2 separate regions of the Homo sapiens genome follow, and region 2 is linked to region 1. Evidence: read pairs that join two places in POLR2A ChIA-PET (ENCODE). Cell type or tissue: HCT116. All regions are shown on one strand. Links, peaks and the distances in the headings refer to the core of each region. The heading gives the core; the rest is flanking DNA. Region 1 overlaps GOLM2 (golgi membrane protein 2). Region 2 has its middle 14 kb from the start of FRMD5.

Region 1 (2,916 bases), core at 255-2,754:
CTTGGCTTGCAGATGGCAACCTTCTTGCTGCTTTATTGTGACATGATAGTCCCTCTGTATGCACACATCCTTGGTGTCTTTTCCTCTTCTTAAAAGGATACGAGTCATATTGGATTAGACCCACTGTAACTTAAGCACTTTAAAGACCTTGTCTCCAAATACAGTTACATTCTGAGATCCTGGAGGCTGGGACTTCAACATGTGAATTTGGGGGAAACACAGTTCATCTTAGAACAAGGGAGATCCACCACACATACACACACACACACACACACACACACACACAGACACCCTTTTATTTCCTCTTTTATCAGAAAAGTCCTTATTTCTCTTTCCTCAGTACAGGGCATGTCTCTTAACTTTGATTATTATTCTCTCTCTCTTTGTCTTTTAAAGAGATGGGGTCTTACTACATTGCCCAGGCTAGAATGCAGTAGCTATTCATAGGTGTGATCATAGCACACCACAGCCAGGAACTCCTGGTCTCAAGTGAAGGTCCTCCTGTTTAAGCCTTCTGAGTAGCTGAAACTACAGGTGTGCACCACTGTGCTTGGCTCCTAAACTTGGATTCTTGCAAACTGTAGCTCATACTAAAGCTATGTGGTCCAGCTGTGGCACGTCAAGCTCTTGATAAATAAAAGGAGCTGTTAGAATGTAGAAAAAGTCCTCAAAATTGTCGTTTTATTACACACATACACACACATACACACACATCAGTTTTGAGGTTTGAAGCTGAATAGTAAATGACCTTTTTTCCCTTTAACAACCATAATTTTCCTTGAGGCAGCCTATGCCTTTAGTTGAATGGGGAAAAGGTCATATGTCAGAAAGGAGGATGAGAAGCGTATTACAAAAAAATGCTTTTTGGGGGAAAATTTTGGAATATAATAGTAGTCTCTCTTATTCTTGAGAGGTTTGAGTAAATTGATTAAAATTCTTAAAACAGTGCCTACTACATTGTTATTCTACAGCTACTTCCTTATTTCTTTTCTGCCTTTTTTCCAGGATGGGACTCTGTCTGTGTTCCTGCCCAAGATCTGGTCCCAGCCCTAGCCTACCTGCCTCACCCTTTGCTCCTGAATGTCTGACTGTTTTTGTTATTTGCTTGTTTTCAGTTTCCTGGTTCATTTCCAGTTAGGCTTAGTTGGCTCCTCCCATAGGTGTCTTAGCTGACTCCCTAGAGCTTGCCTGTTCTTCTGTAATTTGAGTATCAACCTTCTACAGTTCTAATATGCTGCACATGATAATTCCTGCCTTTGCCTCTGCCTCACCAGCCATAATCTGGCCAACTTTTAACTGTAATTTCTACCTCAAATTATTCATAAACCAATCAAAACTGATAACTCTTCCAAACGATATCCCTTTCCTACCTTCTTGGTTCCTATAAATGATGCCCATGCAACTGTTATTTAAGACTGAGGTTAGAAATTTGGTGTTGTCTTTGATTCCTTCAGTGTATCATATTGAGTGCTTCAACATGCAGAGGAGTTACTTGATCGAATTAAAAAAAACGTCATTCTGACTGCAGAATAGAGAACTTGGCAGATCCCTAACTAGTCCCCTTTCCTTGGTCTCCATTTCTTTTTGTCAGTTCTCCTGTGAAGCCAGCCTGAACTTCCTCAAACCTTATTTTCAGAGTGGCTGTATGACTCACTGACTACATCAGGTTAGAATTCTGCTGTCTCATCTTTAAGGTCTTCCATAGAATGGCTCTAGCTACCTTTGTCTCCCACTATCTCCTGACCCAAATTGTATTTCAGGCTGATTGTTTTGCTTACTTTTGCCTTCCCACCTGCCTTTCTGTGTCATGTTAATTCCTGTTTCTGTGCCTTTGTTCCTGCTGTTTGACTCTTAGTTTCTTGCCTCTTTTCTGTATATTTATTATACCAATTTTTTTTTGTTTTTTTTTTTTTAATTGAGGCAGAGTCTTGCTCTGTCGCCCAGGCTGGAGTGCAGTGGTGTGATCTTGGCTCACTGCAAGCTCCGCCTCCCGGGTTCACACCATTCTCCTGCCTCAGCCTCCTGAGTAGCTAGGACTACAGGCACCCGCCACCAGGCCCAGCTAAATTTTTTGTATTTTGAGTAGAGAAGGGGTTTCACCATGTTAGTCAGGATGGTCTCCATCTTGATCTCCTGACCTCATGATCCACCCGCCTTGGCCTCCCAAAGTGTTGGGATTACAGGTGTGAGCCACCGCACCTGGCCTTTTTTTTTTTTTTTTTTGAGATGGAGTCTTGCTCTGTTGCCCAGGCTGCAGTACAGTGACGCAATCTTGGCTCATTGCAACCTCCGCCTCCCGGGTTTAAGCGACTCTCCTGCCTCAGCCTCCTGAGTAGCTGGGATTACAGGCACGCACCACCAGGCCTGGCTAAATTTTTTTGTATTTTTAATAGAGATGGGGTTTCACCATGTTGGCCAAGCTGGTCTCGAACTCCTGACCTTGTGAACCGTCCACCTTGACCTCCCAAAGTGCTGGGATTACAGGCATGAGCCACCACACCTGGCCTATTCTACCAATCTTTTATCCAGCTTCTGATCCATGTCCACTATGAAGCCCCCTGGGACTTCTGACCTGGAATATGCTTTTCCTTCTTTTCTTTTTCTTTTTTTTTTTTTTTGAGATGGAGTTTTGCTCTTGTCGCCCAGGTTGGAGTGCAATGGCGCGATCTCAGCTTACTGCAACCTCCGCCTCCCAGGTTCAAGTGATTCTCTAGCCTCAGCCTCCCAAGTAGCTGGGATTATAGGCACCCACCACCATGGCCGGCTAATTTTTTTTTTTTTTTTTGTATTTTTAGTAAAGATGGGGTTTTACCACATTGGCCAGGCTGGTCTCGAACTCCTAACCTCAGGTGATCCACCCACCTGGGCCTCCCAAAGTGCTGGGATTACAGGTGTGAGCCACTGCTCCCAGCCATG
Region 2 (2,916 bases), core at 179-2,678, 88 kb before region 1:
TAATACACATGGCATCCTGGAAACAGGATCTAACACAGAAAGAGGTAATGTAAATTCTCAGAATAATTGTGAGGTTTGATCCCAGAATAACAGCTGTGAAGCTAGTCTAGAAAATAATCAAGGTCAGAAGGGAGACAATCAGATGGCTCCCAGGTGTTTCCAAGAAGACGAAATTGATAGACTACCTAATATGCCCGACTATGTAGTAATGAGAAAAAATACACTTCTAGGGGAGAATTTGGTTATAACTTAGTGATAATTATATTAAAACAAAGTAAGAGAAAAATAAAAACGAAGCTTGTATTAACTTTAGGAAAAACAAAAAGTTGTATAAGAAAGGAAAAGTAATCATAGCACGTGTATAAGAATTTATATAATCATAATAATATACTTATTACTAATTTAACTGACATAACTATATTGGGATAATGGATAGAAAAGTATGTGTGATTGGGGTATGCTGGGGGTTGGAGTAGTTGAAAGAAATAATATATCTTTCATAGATAACACCTACATTTTAAAAAATCAAGAAATAGCAGTATATGCTAGGCACAATGACTCATGTCTGTAATCCCAGCACTTTGGGAGGCCAAGGCAGGAAGGAGGATTGCTTGAGCTCAGGAGTTCAAGACCAGCCTGGGCAACATAGGAAGACCTTGTCTCTATTAAAAATAAAAATAAAAAAATTAGCCAGATGTGGTGGTGTGTACCTGCAGTCCCAGGTACCTGGGAGGTTGAGGTAGGAGAATCACCTAAGCCTGGGAGGTCGAGGCAGCAGTGAGCCATGATCATGCCACTACACTCCAGCCTGGGCTACAGAGTGAGACCCTGTCTCAAAAAAAACCAAAAAAACAAAAAAGAGAAATAACAGTAAAAGCATATTATTTAGAAGAATTGAGACAAATGCAAAAGAAATAGCTAAAATAGCTAAAAGTTATTATGGGGGCGGAGGGGGGCGGTAGAGGAGGCAGAAATTGAGGCCTAGGGAATTGATTTTTTTTGTTTTGTCTTGTTTTGTTTTGTTTTAAGGCAGGGTTTCACTCTGTTGCCCAGGCTGGAGTGCAGTGACCCAATCCCAGCTCATTGGAACCTCTACTTCCCAGAATCAAGTGATCTTCCCACCTCAGCCTCCCAAGTAACTGGGATTATAGGCATGAGCCACCATGCCCAGCCCTGATTTTTTCTTTTTTTGTAATAGGCCTTGTAGAGCTATTTGACTCCTAAACTATGTACATGCCTAGTTTTGATTAAAACAAACATTCCAGCACAGAGGCACCTTGAGGCTTAAGAATTTGAAAGATGCAAAAGAAACAATATGATAAATCAATACAACACACATTTATACACCAGGAAAAAAAAGAAGAAGAAAAGAAAAAGGAAAAGAAGAGAGAGTTTGAAAGGACTTAACTCTAAAACACGAGGAACAAGTTAGAAGACTCGGTAGCATGGAAGCAAGAGAACATGGATAAGAGTATGGGCTCTAGGTTCCAATAATCCCAGTTTACGCTCTGCTGTGTACCAGCTGTGTGACCTTGAGAATGCTGCGAAGGCTCAGTTTCCTTATTTGTAAAACAGGTATAATAATAGTCCCTCTCTATGAGAGACTGTGAGAGTAAAATGAGATAAGCCTTTGCACAAAGAAAACATTGGAAAGTTTTAGCTACTATTAATCTCTTGTTCCTTCATTTTCTCTGTGGATTAATAGACATTAAATGGAGGACTAAAAGGGAGTCAGTTTAAGGGAAAATCTAAACCAAAAATCTGAGATGATACACAAACTGGAGAACCAGCATCCGAGTACCTGAAAACTGTGATTGTTATGTTATCGCTTCAGCAGTGTAATTGGTGAGCCAATTGCCTTAGAGTTACAGCTATTCATGCCTTCCTCTGTCCCCTTTCCTTTTCTTCTTCATCCTAACCATTGTCATTATCATCATCTTTTAATGCTTACTGAGCATTTCATTCATTCAGCAAATATTTATTGAATGCCTAATGTGCTTCTTTTAGTCTCTGATTCCCATGTGCTCAGCTGATTTAGCTACATTATTTAGACAACAGGTTAAGACTATAGCTATGGAAAGGAACAGTTTTTCTGCAACAAGAAGTAGGTGTGATCAGTGACAAGTAAGGAGGCAAATTAATCTAAGAGCAACCACAGGGCATCCAACTCTCACAGAAGGTCATTTTCCTCTATAACTAGTGCAATTCTCCTTCCAAACACCATTCCATTTCCCTAATCTGGTAATCACAAAATGTGAGTTTTCGAATTAAGTTTTTATGTTATTCTAAATACGCCTGGCTCTTCCTTGAATTCTAGGGAACAAGTTTCTTTTTGTTTTCTTGTTTGTTTGTTTTGAGACTGAGTCTTGCTCTGTCACCCAGGCTGGAGTGCAGTGATGCGACCTCGGCTCACTGCAAACTCCGCCTCCCGGGTTCAAGCAATTCTCCTGCTTCAGCCTCCTGAGTAGCTGGGATTGCAAGCACATGCCATCACGCCCAGCTAATTTTTATATTTTTAGTAGAGATGGGGTTTCACCATGTTGTTCACGCTGGTCTCAAACTCCTGGGCTCAAGCAATCCACCCGCCTCGGCCTCCCAAAGTGCTGGGATTACAAGCATGAGCCACCACACCCAGCCAGAATATAGTTATTTTTGTTGTTGCTTTTGTTGTTTTTTCTACCCATCACTCAGAGATATAGCCATGGCTGAGGCATTCTTTTTTTTTTTTTTTTTTTGAGACAGAGTCTTGCTCTGTCACCAGGCTGGAGTGCGGTGGCACGATCTCGGCTCACTGCAACCTCCACCTCCTGGGTTCAAGTGATTCTCCTGCCTCAGCCTCCTGAGTAGCTGGAACTACAGGCGTGCGCTACCATGCCCAGCTAATTTTTGTATTTTTAGGAGGGACGGGGTTTCACG

The links. Peaks named below come from ENCODE experiments on the same cell type or tissue, not always from the same donor. Only the 100,000 strongest peaks of a DNase experiment are listed, where the experiment ranks them.
Region 2: POLR2A ChIA-PET joins it to region 1 with 7 read pairs; 6 of 35 experiments call an interaction of 5 or more read pairs at or near these places.

The regions. Positions count from the first base shown.
Region 1 is chr15:44,295,663-44,298,578 of GRCh38, forward strand. All of the region lies in intron 1 of GOLM2 (golgi membrane protein 2), which reads left to right. Among named protein-coding and RNA genes, the nearest start is that of GOLM2, 8.4 kb to the left of the region's middle. RefSeq lists a silencer at 389-683. In HCT116, for the core only: no CTCF peak of the experiment used is centred there; DNase peaks (open chromatin) are centred at 1,159 and 1,649; H3K4me3 peaks cover 1,149 bases; H3K27ac peaks cover 1,875 bases.
Region 2 is chr15:44,207,877-44,210,792 of GRCh38, forward strand. No RefSeq gene overlaps it. Among named protein-coding and RNA genes, the nearest start is that of FRMD5, 14 kb to the left of the region's middle. In HCT116, for the core only: no CTCF peak of the experiment used is centred there; no DNase peak of the experiment used is centred there; H3K4me3 peaks cover 171 bases.